Regions from separate parts of the Homo sapiens genome. Here regions 1, 3, 4 and 5 are each linked to region 2. A link is a contact called in ENCODE Hi-C or POLR2A ChIA-PET data. All regions are on one chromosome and are shown on one strand. Each heading gives the region's core, a stretch centred on a gene start or an enhancer-like site at or near the end of the contact. The rest is flanking DNA. Distances are from core to core; before and after follow the strand shown.

Region 1 (3,031 bases), core at 108-2,607, 520 kb after region 2:
AATAGCATAAAATAAAAAAACAAGTCATGTGCAGAAATCATAATTCCTTCTGGATTTTCTTTCATCCAGATATTTCTGGGTGAAACAAAAATAGCAATACAATGTATTTTTTAGCAATATAAAACATTAAATGAATATGATTCAAGGTACAAATGTTACTTTATATAACCTTGTTTTCTGTGTGTCTGCATTTATATGACCATAAACACAAGAAAATACTCAAGGTCTCAAGCACACTAAACCCACTATGACTCCAGAATGGATAATTTCCTGGCATTTTAGTAATTTTAGAAGGGGAAACCACACTACAATATTCTAAAGGAAATATTCTGCCAATACCACTTTGTAACAAAAAGACTCAGTAATTTGATCATCTGCCTGTAAGGTGAAAAAAGAGTTAGAGAAAATGACTAAATGACTATCTTCCAGAACTACTATCCTTTATTCATTATTCCCTTTTTAAAACGCTACATAATATAGGAATACAGAAAAGCATAAAAGCAACTTTCCTGTTCTAAAGGTAACATAGTCATTTTTCTTAAATACTCCCTATGTTGCAGGTACTGTGTAAAATATCTTATACACATTATTTCCTTTACTTCTTCAAGCACCCCCAGGGGGCAGATTCCTTATTATTACTCCATTTTATAAATGAGGAATGAGGAGCCAGAAAGGTCATATGTTCACTGAAGATCATTTAGCAAATAGATAGAGGAGCTAGGTTTCTAACACAGGCATTCAGACTTCAGGACCTGGAACACAGGGCCTTCCTCACTTAGATTTAGATTTCGAAAACCTACATATGGATGTTAGAATGAAAACTAATACAGGTCAATCTAAAGAATACTAAATAAATTTAAGTTTTGTTAATGGTTTGTTTAGGGACTAAGAAATGCATTCATTTGGGAAATCTGTTCTGAAATTCCTTCATTTAAGAGTACCCCCCCAGGATAGAGCAAAGTCTTCTGTCCCCAGTAACACATTACTTGTCTTTAGAATCATACGCGATTTAAATCATCTCATTGTTATTATTGTCACTCCATTGTCCACTGGCAACTCAGAGCCACACTGTCTCTGTGTTCAAAGCAAATGTTTATCAAATCACGCTCCAAGGTTTCGTGAAGGCCCTGAAAGCTGAGAGAGGAGGAACTAAAGATGAAATGGGAGTACTGAATGTGAGTCTCAAACCAGGAGGGAAAAAGGTATTGCCCTTGAATTCTGGCCCACACTGAAGTTTCCGGTTCCAATGTCTTTGTTGCTTTTTCTAATTTTTTGGCTGAGAGCTCGTGTGCTTTCCTCCTCCCAGGGGTTCTGCTGAGCAGGCCTGGTTGGAAGAGATCCCAGGCGAGAGCAGAGGTCTGAGGATTATTGAAGTGGTTTTCTTTTTAATCACTTATAAAAACAGAGACAAAGCCAATCACCAGCCATGTGATTTGCTCTAAGTCACTGGGCCTCTAAATTCCCTGAAGAAAGCCAGAGTCAGCTCTTTCCCAACAATGTGATATTTTGAGCTTCTCTCAATTTGAGAGCCTTAGACCTCTGGAAAGGGGAGGGAGAGAGAGAAAAAAACATACCTTGAACACATGAACAAAGTAGGGACTATAGTGAAACTATCATGCTCAAGCACAGGGGATAAGCCTGTGTGTCTCTGCCCCTTTCCAGCACTTTGAAAATTCATTTTCACTTTATTTCCTAGTTGATAAAACTCAGCACAATCTCTGTTCCTTCCTCTCATCACCCTCTGATTTTTCTTCTATGGGATTTGCAATCAGAGTTCCTTAAAGGGTAAATTAGGAACAGAAGATGAAGAGACTAAGATAAATCTGGTTGCATTGGTCCTTACCAAAATTTAATTAACTAGCATTTGAATAACCACTATCCAGGCAATGATAGGGAACAGAAAAAAGCTCTGGAAAAGATGGGAGAGATGTCATAACTTTATTGTAATTCTTTTGTATGATCAGTGTTTCCACATCAAGTTCTCACCCCCCAAAAGGACAGCAATAAATCCTGATGATTAACAAAAAGAATTAATTTCATTTTGTTGTATTTTGTAATTTTCAAGACTTAGCCCAGTTGAAAACATACATTGCCACCACTTCAACCAGCCCACCCCCACTTTATAAAAGAAAGCAATCTGTACAACCAAACCAAATGCTTTCCATTTTTTTTCTCCTCTCAGAAACATCAGCAGACTTAGTCAAGCACAGGCTGAGTGCCAGCCACAGCAAGATTATGCTAACCCCAAGATGTGGGAGTTGGCTGTGTTCCTCTGAGGCTTGCACAGAATGGTATTAAAAGTAATGAACACACAGAGAGACCCTGCAGGGCACGCCATGGTTTGCGTTTATGCCTCATTGGAACACTGCGGGTATTAGCAATTCTTCTAAATCTACATGTGCATGGTGTTTTCTGTTTTTGCACATGTACTGACTTGCTTCTCAACATATTTGAACCTTCTTTCCATTTTAATTGTCCAATTCCCATACTCTAAATCTACGTCTGCTATCCCCCTCTCCCTCCTCCTCCCCCAAAACCTGTACTATAACCAATTTGATAGAACTTTTAAGTTCCTTTCTCAGTGAGGTCCCTGTCATCTTTGGAACAGATGATACTTCATGTCATACCCTGAGGTCACACAGACAACTTGAGAAGTTTCAAATTCCATTGCATATTTAAATTATGGTTATAATATTTAGAATCCATCCTACAGGTTTATTAATTAATGTATAAAATGCAGCTTAATATCACAAATAGTAAGTACCTAATAATTTGGTTGAAACACTCACAGTCCTTAACATTGAAGAAATGTTGCACATATAATTTTATGTTCAAAAACATATAAGCTAGATATACTAAGGTAATTTGAGATTAGAGAGTATCAATATTCCAACATTTACTATGCATTGAGACTTACACTTTTTGTTCAATATGAAAACTGATACAACTGTCAACTTTGCTTAATAGAGAAAAGAAACAAATTAATATAGTACTGCAGTAACCCACTTGGTCTATTTCAATAATTATGTTT
Region 2 (3,182 bases), core at 353-2,852:
TTATACTTATTTTTTCTTAGTAACTCAGTAAAAAATCCATGGGATAAGAAATTCTGCTTGAGACTTAGAAGGTAAAATTGACCATGGGAAATTAAGCCACATATATCATTTTGTATTTAACATTCAGTAGGTACATGTTGTAAAAGGTGCTATAGACACTTTTTGGAGTTTGAGAAGACACAGGACCTGCTCTTAAGGAACTCTAATTTAAAATGGGAAGCAGAACAAAAACATATTTTAATGTGCTTATACACATAGATGGATTAAAAAGTTTTGACTAAATTTGTGTGTTTTTTAAAAATTTAAATCAACCAAGTAACCAGGTAATGAATGCATAGCAACAGATACATTAAATCCGAACAGTTTAATGGGTTTTAGTTGAGAACTGAGCTGGAGCAACATACGTAGGATTCAACTAATTCAGAAAACTTAAAGGGCCCGAGGCTAGATTGTATTTATTTTCCTTTTTGTTTTTCCAGGATTAAAGGGTACACAGCATTTTTTTTCTAAATCTGGAAAAGATATCATTTATCTAATCTTAGGAAATTGTGCTGAATTTGGGGGAAGTTTTATCCCAAAGTCTAAACATAGAGCTTTAAGCACATACATAGGCATTCATTAACACAAAATTGAATTCAGGAGAAATGTGATGAGAACCTGACATGTGTCAAGCCTTTCTGCTGTATGCTAAATATTTATGATAAATGTCATAGCAGCTGTCTTCAAACATAAAAAGCAAACATCAGAGCAGTGTAAGCCTAAAGGGTTAGGCAGGTCAAGGTCAACGGGCTGAACAGAATATGGTGAGTGGCTCTTGGGTATTCTTCCATCTACAAGGAGAGATTATACCAGGAAAAGGTAACCTCTACTGCACCAGCAGCTCCTTCCACTAGCCACTGGGGAATTAAAATAAAAGGTAAAGAAGGCCTTCTTTTGGATCCACAGCAGTAACAACAGCAATACCAATAATTAACGCAAGCTATTGTTTGTTGAGGGCTAACCTTGTTCCTCATTCCCTTTGTTAATGGCTTACGTTCATGAACTTCTTTAATCTTAAAAAGAGCCCTGCAAAAGTAGATATTACCACTATCTCCATTTCATATGTGAGGACACAGACAGAGAGTAGCCATTTGCTCAAGATTGCCAAGCCAAGAAGGGTTCCATGAGTGTTTAAACCTAGAAGTAAGTCTGAAGCTTAGCCCCTTATTCATGGCACTAAATTTCCAGGGACTTGACTGATGCTCTGGCATTTTTGGTGGTTTGGAGGGAGGGAGGCAGTGATTCATCACTCTTTACCCAGCCCGTTGTTTTCCCCGGGTTTTGCAAGAGATCATGTTTAAGGTCAACTGGTTATCACCTGCCTAGACGCTAGTGATTTACAATTATTTCTTTATTAAGAAAATGCTTGGTGTGTGAGTGGTCTCTCTCTGAAAAAATGCCAACAGGAAGGCCTTGTCAGATTTTTGGCAGATACACATTTAAACACATAAAAACAAGTTTAAACACTATCATTTATGCATAATTCTTTCTTGGCATCATCTCTCACTTGCCACAATTTGCAGCCAGAAAACACTTATTTCTACTTTTCTTACTCTAGAAATAATCCAGCCTTAAGTGGATCTAATTCCTTCCCAGAAGAGAAACAGCCTTGTCAGGACTTGGTTGTGTGTGCTGTGTTTGAGGCATCAAGGTTTCCATTTACGGCACAGCTGCACGGACTCCGAAAGCTGGTGCTGAGCCAGAGCTCTGTACCCACTGAGATCTGTAGTCTGGAATGATAAACACACAGCTGCCTGTGGCGAGGGCCACAGGCATAATAGATGGCCACATCTCAACCAGAGTCAAGCGAAGCCTACACAAATCATTAATCCAACTGCTTATATGTTAAATATCACAAACTGTGTACGAAATGGTGAGCTATCTCAGTGGAAGGAGGGGAAAATGGCAGAGGCAATTTAAGGAAACAGGAGAGTAAGTGGCTGTAAGTCCTCTGCAAAGTCCTGCTCTAGAGCTGATTTACTGCCACCAAGCCCTCTTGCTGCAAATAGTTCATAAAGCCTATGACCTGAGTACTTGCCCACGGGACCACAATAACATTTATCTAGCATAAATTAATGTGTTTCAACCACTAATTCAATTTGGCTGTCTCATTCTTCTGGTTTTGGCAAAGCCTAGCCTTGCTATAAAGTCACTCCGTGACTCACACGAATGGCTGTGTTTGTTAAGGAGTCACACACCACTAGGAACAAAGAGTGCTGTTAGTTGAGTAGTCATAAAATATACCTCCCGAGCACATTTGGAGCTGTGCTAATTGAAACTTCCTCTTTAGAGGAGCCTGATCAAAACCAGCTGTAGGAGTCAAGCAGGAACAGATTTCAACATTACATTAAAAGCCCAACAAATTCAGTAAGAGCAGCCTCTGAGAGAAGAGGGCATTCCAGCCTGAACAAATGCTCTAATTGCCTCCTGACATGCTGCAAAGAAAGCTTGTGACCTGAGCCTGGAGAGCTGTGGAGAGAAACTTCTCCATAAGATTTGAAAAAAAGCAACCTCTAGGGCAGTTCTCCTCATAAAATTCCAGATCTGCCAACATTCTCAAGTAACACATGTGAAAACCCACAAAAGCTGAGTGAATTTAGGCAAATGAAGTGATATATTGTTCTGAAAGGGGAAAAACAGAGCTTAAGTATTTTCAATGGTAATATGACCTTTTATGGACATCCCTTTAGTATTGAAAACAAAAACAAAACCTCCAACTCACAGAGGAACAAACAAAATACAAATAAGAAGCAAAAGCCTGGATGAATCGCAAAGAAAAGACACAGAGTGTATTTAAAGACAAAAAATGAGAGCTGTCTCTTCCTCTTTGGCGGCTTGTGAATTTCCTATTCCAAGACATAAGGGCTGCACTCTGCCAATGTGTATAAAATCAAATGCATCCATAGGTTCGCTGAAAATGTGGAATAATCATGCATTTTCTGTGTTTGCTTTACTTGAGGGTGGTTTAGCCATTTGTAAAGGAAGCAGTCATTGATATATAAATATAAATAGCAAATCTATCCATCAAATATGTGCATTGTATTTAATTTAGATGAGTGGAATGCCTGGAAATGTTACAAGCAAGTTTTGCATTATAACACCTTTAAGTAGCATATAAATTAGAAAGGATTGCTGATCTTTAT
Region 3 (3,155 bases), core at 296-2,795, 550 kb before region 2:
CCCATCTCTATGAAAACAAAACAAAACAAAACAAAAAACTTAGCTAGGGGTGGTGGTTCACGTCTGTAATCCCAGCCATTTGGGAGGCTGAGGCACGAGAATCACTTGAACCCCAGGGAGTGGATGTTGCAGTGAGCCAAGATTGTGCCACTGCACTCGAGTCTGGGTGACAGAGTGAAACTCCATCTCAAAAAAAAAAAAAAAAAAGAAAGTAATGCATTGTCTATATCAGCGGCCATATACCACACAAGAGGCTATATTAATATCCTTTAACAATGATACCACACATGGTACAGCAGTTGTGACTGGGCAACAGCTTGGTTGATCTTACTGAAGTCTCAGTCATTCTCCAAAACCAATTTACTTTCTGCAGGAACTGGACTGGTGAATTAAATAGAGATATGCTAGGTACCACCATCCCTGGACCCTTTAGTCCTTTAAAAATGACACTAAGGGCTGGGCGCAGTGGCTCACACCTGTAATCCCGGCAGTTTGGGAGGCCGAGGTGGGCAGATCACCTGAGGTCAGAAGTTCAAGACCAGCCTGGTCAACATGGTGAAACCCCGTCTCTATTAAAAATACAAAAATTAGTGGGCACCTGTAATTCCAGCTACTCGGGAAGCTGAGGCAGGAGAATCTCTTGAGCCCGCGAGGCAGGTGTTACAGTGAGCCGAGATTGTGCCATTGCACTCCAGCCTGGGCAAAAAGAGTGAAACTGCATTGCAAAAAACAAAAAACAAAACAAAACAAAAGCACTAGTCTTTGGTGCTCCTCATTTTCTTACCTGGGATGCAGTAATGTTTTTGATTTGCTATGCTGACTGGAGAGTGGTGGTGGATTATTTCATAGCCTCCAATTTGGCTTTCCACACTCTGATAACTATTACTCCTATAAGCCAATGTCTCAATATAGATGGTTTTCTAATTTTCAAGTGTGTTAAATCTAATTATACATTCAGGGACTAGGGAACTGACCACCAGGAGGGTTTGTGAACCTAGAGGACATATTATTATTACTCTAGGCCTTGAAATTTCTTCATTCTTGTTTCTTTTTTTTAAATAGGGTCTCTGTCACCCAGGCTGGAATGCAGTGGTGTGATCACTGCTTACTGCAGCCTCGACCTTTCCAGCTCAAGTGATCCTCCCACCTCAGCCTCCCAAGTAGCTGGGACTACAGGCACGTGCCACCATGCCTAGCTGATGTTTTTTTTTTTTTTTTTAAAGAAATGTGTTGCCCAGGCTGGTCTCAAACTTTTAGGCTCAAGCAATCTTCCCACTTCCGTTTCCCGAAGTGCTAGGTTTACAGGCATGAGTCACTGTGCCTGGCCTCATTATTTCTTGATTCCTATGTGACCCCACTCTAAGAAGAGAGGCCATGATGACATTCCATGTCCCCGAGTTTCAGTGACCACTTGGACTCTTTATCTAATACCCCTTAAAGGGTCTGGTCATTCTTACCATATTATGTATTCACTTGAATAAATGGCCATAAATGCCTTTAGAGAAGAACTTGGAGTGTCAGTGCTCTGTATATTTGTCTCAGTGTTGGCAGGGTTTTCCCCCTGGGAACCCAGCCACTTCTTTGGTTAATAGATTCCAGGTCTGGAATTGCTCAGGTTCAGGAACTGGGCAAATGATCATGACATTTTTATTGGAGCAATTGCATTCAAGCTCCAGTGCTGGGTAAAAAAATATTAAAAATGCCCGTTAGAGGGGTCCTGTGTTTGGTGAAGATGGGTAGGCCCTTAAACAACTGCCTGGCTCAGTCATTGGTTGAGGACCACCCCCAAAATAATGTGCCCTCAGCTCAAAAGCTGAGGCAAAACCTGAAGGAACTGATAACTAGAGGCCATCAGCTAAACACACTCCTACTCACTGGACAGGAGTTCTTTCTGGAAAGGCAATCTGAGCAGGTCACCTCAATGTCTGTCACACAATCATGAACAAAAATATCCCAAAAAATTTTTTTCCACAAAAAGTAAAATTCTCAAAACTCAACAATTTGAAACAAAAGCTATTAAAAATAATATGAAGGGTTAACTTCCTAACTAACTTCATAAAGGATTAACACCCTTACATCATAGCATCACTCTTTAGGAAAAATCTATAGTACATGAACTTTATATGATATATTTAACAAATAGTTAAAGCTAAACACTTAAGATTCCAATAAATACTTAGAACAAGTACTAAGACAGAATAAATAGGAATAACCAATGGACATGAAAAAATACAGTCTTACAAGTAGTTGAATGCACATTAAAACAAATACATTTGAAGGACCTATCAAACTTCTAAATTTTTTTTTTTTTTTTATTAGATGGCGTCTCGCTCTGTCGCCCAGGCTGGAGTGCAGTGGCACGATCTCAGCTCACTGCAAGCTCCACCTCCTGGGTTCAGGCCATTCTCCTGCCTCAGCCTCCCGAGTAGCTGGGACTACAGGTGCCTGCCACCACACCCGGCTAATTTTTTGTATTTTTAGTAGAGATGGGGTTTCACCGTGTTAGCCAGGATGGTCTCGATCTCCTTACCTTGTGACCGCCTGCCTCGGCCTCCCAAAGTGCTGGGATTACAGATGTGAGTCACTGCGCCTGGCCCAAACTTCTAAATTTTTAAAGTTAACAATTTAATTTTGACTGGTGAGTGTTAAGTTAGAGGCGTCTCACACATGCTTAGCAGGAAGGTAAATTTATATTTCTATAAATAAATTTGGCACCAGGCTTCAGGAGGTGCACAAATTTATTTTCTTTCTTTTTTTTTCTTTTTGAGATGGAGTCTTGCTTTGTTGCCCAGGCTGGAGTGCAGTGGCGCTATCTTGGCTCACTGCACCCTCCACCTCCTGGGTTCAAGTGATTCTCCTGCGTCAGCCTCCCAAGTAGCGGGGATTACAGGCACGTGCCACCATGCCCGGCTAATTTTTGTATTTTTAGTAGAGACAGGGTTTCACCATCTTGGCCATGCTGGTCTCAAACTTCTGGCCTCAATTGATCCGCCCACCTTGGCCTCCCAGCATGCTGGGATTACAGTCGTTGAGCCACTGTGCTCAGCACAAACAAATCTTTTACTCAGTAACTCTACTTTGAGAGTCTATCCTAAGGAAATAATCAGAAATGTGGACAAAGATATATGTGTAAAGATATTTATCCTAGCACTATT
Region 4 (3,156 bases), core at 460-2,959, 970 kb before region 2:
CATGAATTGTGCAACCGAAAGGAATTTTTAGATAATTTTTTCAAAAACTTTGCAGTGTTTGTACATGAGATCTAGAGTAAGAAAATTTGGGGAGAAAGTAATCTTTAGCATCCTCTTACCTCTCCTTGTTAAGGCCCTTTTTTATTTCCGTGCCCTGCTCACTGTGTCCCTTGGTCATCCGGCATCCCCTCCTCCCCCATTAGTGTTTAGTTGAAAATTCACTATCCTGAATTCACATCAAAGCTTATTTATTTTTCCCATTTTCCTTTGATATAGGAATCAGCTAAGTTCTAAATAATAAATGTCAGCTAAACATTTGTAACTCCCCAGTGTGTATAGACTTGATGGTAGCAGTTCCCTGAATCCTTTGGGGGAAGCTGAAGGCACCAGATCCTCCCTCCCCAGAAACAGGGGTAGTCACCTTATGCATATATGACCCAGAGCTGGCCTAGAAGATGCTCTTGTCTAGGGCTTTGAATCCTAGCATTGTAATGCCAAAGCACGAGAACTGCTTGGATTCACCTACAGCAGGAGATGTGATAGGAAGGAATATCCTCATTAATTGAGGAGGAGGCTGCAGATGGAGAGGTTGTCCCTTCAGTAGCAGAAGTCCTGTCCTATAGTACTGGTGGTAGTGACATTCTGGTCAGGCTGCTTCTGCTAAAACATGACGGCACTACTCCCTGATTGTTGACTCTCCTGGCTTCTGTCCACTTTCCCAATTCTAGTTCTTCAATCTCCTATCAATTCTGAAGCCCCCAAGAACTTTGTGAAATTTCACCTATTTGCTTAACGACACTGGAGACCATTTGTGTCCCTCACAACTAAAAGATTCCTAATGAACTTAGAGATTGTGGCTGATAATTAGATAGTTTGCTACTGTAAGCAGAATATATTTCTTCTTAACAGAGCTTGCCTGGTTTGACCATTGAGCTGCCTAAAGCATGTTATTGTTTCTATAGTGTCAACAAATATGCTATCCCATTTCATCCTCTCATTGATCCCAGAAGGGCACAAGATATAAAAATATAAATATTTCCAGCTGGGCATGGAAGCTCACATCTGTAACTCCATATTTCCAGCTAGGCATGGCAGCTCACATCTGTAATCCCAACACTTTGGGAGGCCGAGGCAGGAGGATCACTTGAGGCCAGGAGTTTGAGACCAGCTTGATCACATAGAGAGATCTTGTTTCTACAAAAAATTCAAAAATTAAACAGGCATGGTGGCTTGCGCCTGTAGTTCTAGCTACTTGGGAGGCTGAGGGGAGTGGATCACTTGAGCCCAGGAGTTTGAGATTGCAGTGGGCTAGGATTGCACCACTGTACTCCAGCCTGGGTAAAAGAGTGAAACCCTGTCTCCAAAATAAAAAAAAAAAGAAAAGAAAAATAAATAAATATTTCTAACTCAGTGGTGGTAAATTTAAGGTTCCCAGATAGTAATTGACTTGACCAAGGTCAATGCAGTATTAAGGAATAAATCAAGATTCATAACCAGAACTGATCTATGTTCAGTCCTTTTTTACTATACCACTTTGTCTTCTCCAAAGGAGTTGCTTTAACTGCAATAGCCCAACATAGAAAAGGCTTTTTTATCAGCAGATGGAAGGGAATGCTCCTGAAATTTTGCCCAAAGGACTGGCCCCTTGCTTGTACAGGCATAAGTAATCACCAGCTTGCTTAATTCTAGCTCTGCACATTGCCATGACTCAGTGCCACTGGCTCTCCAACAGGATATAAATAGACCCTCAGAGGAAAAGCAGATTCATGACAATTAACAGTCTATGTGGTATAGCACAGCCACAGAAACTAAATGGCTATACCGATTGTGCCCCCTTAAAAGGTGTAAAACTTCCTCTTTCATATTTCATTTCAGCCTGTAACTTTTTTGACATTGTCATATCACCTCCCCGTCCCTGCTATTTTGACTTCTTCCGGATCTGGATGCAGTATGAATTCTAGAAGTACAAATTCTTTAAAATGCCACCCAAGAGGCTTAATCTATTTTCTAAATTTCCACCTGTCTGAAGTCTGTCCTGTACACCTTCTTCTAATCTAAACACTTGTTTTTTAGTGTTGCTTCTTAAAAGAACGAGCAGGCCTTAAAAGCTGATGTTTTGGCAAAGACAGAGTACAGGAAAAGTTACCTGAACTAAGCAACTTGGAGAAACAAGTTTGAAAGATAGTTCCCCAGCTGCAAGTGGTGTGTGAGGGGTAGACCACACCTGGGTCTGAGGGTTGGTTAAGCTAGTGAGTGAGTATCAGAGATGGATTAAAATGACTGTGGCTATAAGGAAGATGAATAGAGCAAGAGCATGAATAATGACACCAGAATAACAGGCATATTTCCATTCCTCTTTATACACAATTGAGCCACTAGAATTTGAAAGCAGACTTGTAATTGCTAGAGAACCTCACTCATTAGAAGGAGTAATTTTGAAGGGGAACATTCCTAGGGATTGAAGATGGTATAACAACTGTGTGAGACTCCCCTAAGAAGTGTGTGAAAGAGGAGACTAGCAGTGAGCAACTCTACTTCCTGCTACAATTCACTGTGGACAGGGAACAACTCCTATGGAACTTCATGAAGGAGGCCTAAACCTCTGTCATCCACTGGGTTTTGTGAGCAGCCCCATTCTGCTTTCTATCATGGAGAGTAACAAGAAATTGAAAATGAATATGAGTTTTGTGGCTTACAGATATGTAAACATTCATATCCTTCACAGAGGCCGGGCACGGTGGCTCACGCCTGTAATCCCAGCACTTTGGGGGGCCGAGGCGGACGGATCACCAGGTCAGGAGATCAAGACCATCCTGGCTAACACTGTGAAACCCCGTCTCTACTAAAAATACAAAACATTAGCCGGGCTCGGTGGCGGGCGCCTGTAGTTCCAGCAACTAGGGAGGCTGAGGCAGGAGAATGGCGTGAACTTGGGTAGCGGAGCTTGCAGTCAGCCGAGATAGCACCACTGCACTCTGGCCTAGGCGAAAGAGCGACACTCCGCCTCAAAAAAAAAAAAAAGAGTTAGATCGCAGAAAATTAAAAAAAGATAACAGCCAGAAAAAAAATGGTATATAGCCCACATCCCTGGGGTAGGGCCAGCAGTAAAAATGGAAGAGAGAGAGCAGGGAAGCCTACTTGTGACCCTTTAACATG
Region 5 (3,014 bases), core at 102-2,601, 740 kb before region 2:
TCATGTATTGTCCTCACAGTCCAATATCAGGTTTAAAGGAAAATAACCAAACCCGAAAAATAAACCTATGACAGTAAGCATCTTACGGTAGCTAAAAAGAAAATCCCTTTATCAACAACACAAGGATAATCACCTTTTTAAAAGCATTAAATTATCTTAAGGATCTGATTCAAGTCCAGAAAGGTTTTTGTGTTCTTTTTTAAAGTTTAGGATTTCAGTCTGGCACATGTGATATCTCAACCCCAGAAACACAGCCTGAACACTCAGACAAGAAGGAAGAACACAGCTTTAAACATCCCTAAACATGTCCTAGATCTTGCAATTTAGAAGACCAGACCCTGGAAGTTCTGAGGCTAGTTTTCAGAATAGAATGTTGCTAAATTTTCCTTATTTCTAATTTAGGTTTCAGTACTTCTTTTTACAAATTGTCTGGGCAATCTGTTTTTTGTTCCTAGTAAGGAACAGAAAAAACAACCAATAACTGCCCCCAACACACACACATACCTCCCTCCTATCCTCTTTTCCCAAACAGCTTCTACAATTTCTTTTTTGAAATATGCATGTCTTTTAAGAGCATTTCTCTCTAGAAAAGACAGTGTTATATAAAAAGTTAAATACCTGCCTTTTGAGAAAAAAATACATTTAAACAATTCTACCATATTCCTAGGTCAGAGAATTGCTCACTCTCTTAAATACGGTGCTACTGACTGTACAGAAAACTGATTAAGACATACACTTTAAGTGATCTGCGCCAAGGTGGCCTCAATGACCGCAAATGAGTGTGTTTGACAAAGAGCAGTTAAAACGGTTTTTAAAGGGATCAGCCCCTTTTTAACAGTTGATTGTCAAGAAAAAAATAAATAAATATACATACACACACACATACACACACACAGACATTGCTTACCTTTTAATCCTTTATCATTTTTTAATTAGGCCAGCAAATCAAAATGCCTTTCCCACTCCACTCGGCAAACAAGCCTGTGCCTCATTTTACTTAAACACCAAATGATCAAGAAGGAAGAAACCAAATAACACATCTCAGCCAGAATAATCACTCGATAACATTATTCCACCTCCCCACCCCCCTTTTGGCAAACGAATCAGTCCTTTTCTCCTTAAAAAAAATGTGTCACTGTACAGCTGGAAAATAATGTTTCACATTCACAACAGAAGCACCAAAGGTTTTTTTTTCCTCTTAACAAGCATCGAGAATAATAGTTTTTTAAAAAACAGAGAGTTTAGAGAAAAAAGTTTTCCCAACTTCTCATTCCGCCTTCAGTTCCAGACTTCAGAGTCACCGTGATCAGTAATGATCCCATGTAGCAAACCTACAGGCGTCCGCTAGTAACGAGACAGAATGTGCTAACATCGGGATAAATTAGTGAAAGGGAAGAAAGAATAAGAAGAAAGGACTGAAAATCTGGGCTGGATTCCGCCTGTTAGTCGGGAAGTGGCATTTTTCCGCCCGTCCTGACAGATTTGATTTCTTGAACTAACTTAAGAGAAAAGGAGGGGGGGAGTAGAGGGAGGAGGAGGAGAAGAAAGGGTGGGATGAGAAACTGGGCAAGAGGAGAAAAAGAAAGGTGTGGAGGAGGAGACAGCAGATGATTCAGTGAGCTGATAAACCAGTTATAACAGCATTCGCTCGGGGCGGGGGGCGGGGGGCTTGGGGCGGTGGGGTGGGGAAAATAACGGCGTTTAAAATGGGCTCAGTCTTCGAAACCTAAAGGATGTGATGTTTTCCTGTCTTATGTTGTTTTAAGAAAAAGGAACTGAGTTCCTAGTATAGCTCCCGAGGGGAGTGGAATCCTCTGTCGCTCAGGTCAGCCAGTCATGTGGTAATTCGATAATTAGAGTCAAAATAAGGTTTTTGTTTTCTTTTTTTTTTTTTTTAAGGCGACCCTTTTCGGGAGTTTTTCCCTCTTATACTCGCAGCAAACGGTGTGTCTCCCTTTTATTTATTTTTTCTCTCCTCTCCCTTCGCCCAGCCCCTCCTGTGTTTAGTCAGATGGCCCCGGAGCTTGGCTTAGTATTTTTAATTAGCTGGCGTTTGGAAGCTAAAAGCAGTAATGAATTGTTGATGGATTGGAAGTGGAGAGTCGCTTTGCTGGAAATGTCGGGGCTGGGAGAGGGGGATGGGCGAGTTAGTAACAACCAACCATCTAAAAGGAGCGATTTTGTTACAGTGCAAGCCTTTCACATCACGTGAGGATCAAGGGCTCAATTGGTTGTCGTGAGAACAAAAATGGTGACAAGCGTATCAAGAAAATACTGATCTGGTCTTTAAAAAAAAAAAAGCTGAAAGTCTCTCCCCTCCCCCTGCACACACTCCCCCAACCTCCTCCCCCCGCCCCCCCGCAGTGGGCGAAGCTACAAGTTATGAATGTGAAACATTTCTCGGAGATCTAGGATCTCCGAAGTTCGGAAGGAGCGAAATGTAATGAGCACAAGAGCAAAGCAGATGTTTTAAAGAAACACTTTATAAACCTTTCCTCAACTTATCTCCAATTTGTCGGCTTTCCCAAGGGGCCAGGGACGGGGACGCCTGGGGGAGGGAGAAGGGTATCTCCGAGCTACTTGGATTTTAGGGACCCCCACTTCATGTATTAAACAAAGAAAAACCTTTTGCTTGCTCCCCAGCCTGGTCCTGTAATAAATACACCATTGTTACTATTTGTGGGTTTGTTTGGGTTGGGTGGGGCTTTTATTTTTTCTCTTAATGGTATTTTTGTTGCTTGCTTTTTTAAGGAGATGGCGAATGGTAATTATAACCATTACATGTAATGAGTGACTATTCCCTTGTTTAATATTAAATTATCGGGCACTGGGATCTGACAGGAGACAGAAATCGGCTTGTTCTGCCCTTGCCCCCATTTTCCTGGATCGCTTTGGGAGGGGGGTCTGCCCAGCTAGGACAGAAGAGGGAGGGAGTAAGGTGAGCTAGAGAATTGACACTGCAGACCAGGATATGCAACTGTGTCACTTTTATTCTCCTTTGGGTTAGAGCCCAA

The links. A loop is a pair of places that touch in the nucleus more often than their neighbours do. ChIA-PET counts read pairs that join two places held with the same protein, here RNA polymerase II (POLR2A). Pooled maps may share reads with other maps.
Region 1: a map of ascending aorta shows a loop between it and region 2 (5-fold over the local background). The contact joins two enhancer-like sites. A Hi-C loop is called at or near these places in 1 of 168 maps with a recorded cell type or tissue (ascending aorta) and 6 of 50 pooled maps. POLR2A ChIA-PET finds 5 or more read pairs at or near these places in 2 of 52 experiments (MCF 10A and RWPE1).
Region 3: a loop to region 2 is called in a map of sigmoid colon, with 8 times the contacts of the local background. The contact joins two enhancer-like sites. A Hi-C loop is called at or near these places in 3 of 168 maps with a recorded cell type or tissue (endothelial cell of umbilical vein, prostate gland and sigmoid colon) and 7 of 50 pooled maps.
Region 4: a map of vagina shows a loop between it and region 2 (11-fold over the local background). The contact joins two enhancer-like sites. A Hi-C loop is called at or near these places in 2 of 168 maps with a recorded cell type or tissue (ascending aorta and vagina) and 6 of 50 pooled maps.
Region 5: a loop to region 2 is called in a map of transverse colon, with 12 times the contacts of the local background. The contact joins the promoter of ZNF608 here to the enhancer-like site in region 2. A Hi-C loop is called at or near these places in 16 of 168 maps with a recorded cell type or tissue (Calu3, IMR-90, MCF 10A and 12 more) and 19 of 50 pooled maps. POLR2A ChIA-PET finds 5 or more read pairs at or near these places in 6 of 52 experiments (A549, AG04450, MCF 10A and 3 more).

What each region holds. Positions count from the first base shown.
Region 1 is chr5:126,001,239-126,004,269 of GRCh38, forward strand. The region is part of intron 2 of LOC124901056 (a long non-coding RNA gene); the gene reads right to left. Among named protein-coding and RNA genes, the nearest start is that of LINC02039, 180 kb to the right of the region's middle. Within about 2 kb of position 1,358, at least 14 of the 41 ENCODE cell types and tissues checked have a DNase peak (open chromatin) inside an H3K27ac peak, as active enhancers do; they include ascending aorta, where a contact is called at or near this core.
Region 2 is chr5:125,483,114-125,486,295 of GRCh38, forward strand. All of the region lies in intron 8 of LOC124901056 (a long non-coding RNA gene), which reads right to left. Among named protein-coding and RNA genes, the nearest start is that of LINC02240, 8.6 kb to the right of the region's middle. Within about 2 kb of position 1,603, at least 26 of the 41 ENCODE cell types and tissues checked have a DNase peak (open chromatin) inside an H3K27ac peak, as active enhancers do; they include IMR-90, PC-3, Panc1 and 7 more, where a contact is called at or near this core.
Region 3 is chr5:124,931,551-124,934,705 of GRCh38, forward strand. No RefSeq gene overlaps it. Among named protein-coding and RNA genes, the nearest start is that of ZNF608, 190 kb to the left of the region's middle. Within about 2 kb of position 1,546, at least 5 of the 41 ENCODE cell types and tissues checked have a DNase peak (open chromatin) inside an H3K27ac peak, as active enhancers do.
Region 4 is chr5:124,517,882-124,521,037 of GRCh38, forward strand. No RefSeq gene overlaps it. Among named protein-coding and RNA genes, the nearest start is that of LINC01170, 81 kb to the left of the region's middle. Within about 2 kb of position 1,710, at least 4 of the 41 ENCODE cell types and tissues checked have a DNase peak (open chromatin) inside an H3K27ac peak, as active enhancers do.
Region 5 is chr5:124,745,288-124,748,301 of GRCh38, forward strand. It overlaps ZNF608 (zinc finger protein 608), which reads right to left and starts at 1,352. Exons shown (of 10, transcript NM_020747.3): 1 at 908-1,352. RefSeq lists enhancers at 1,593-2,591, 2,285-2,464, 2,592-3,014.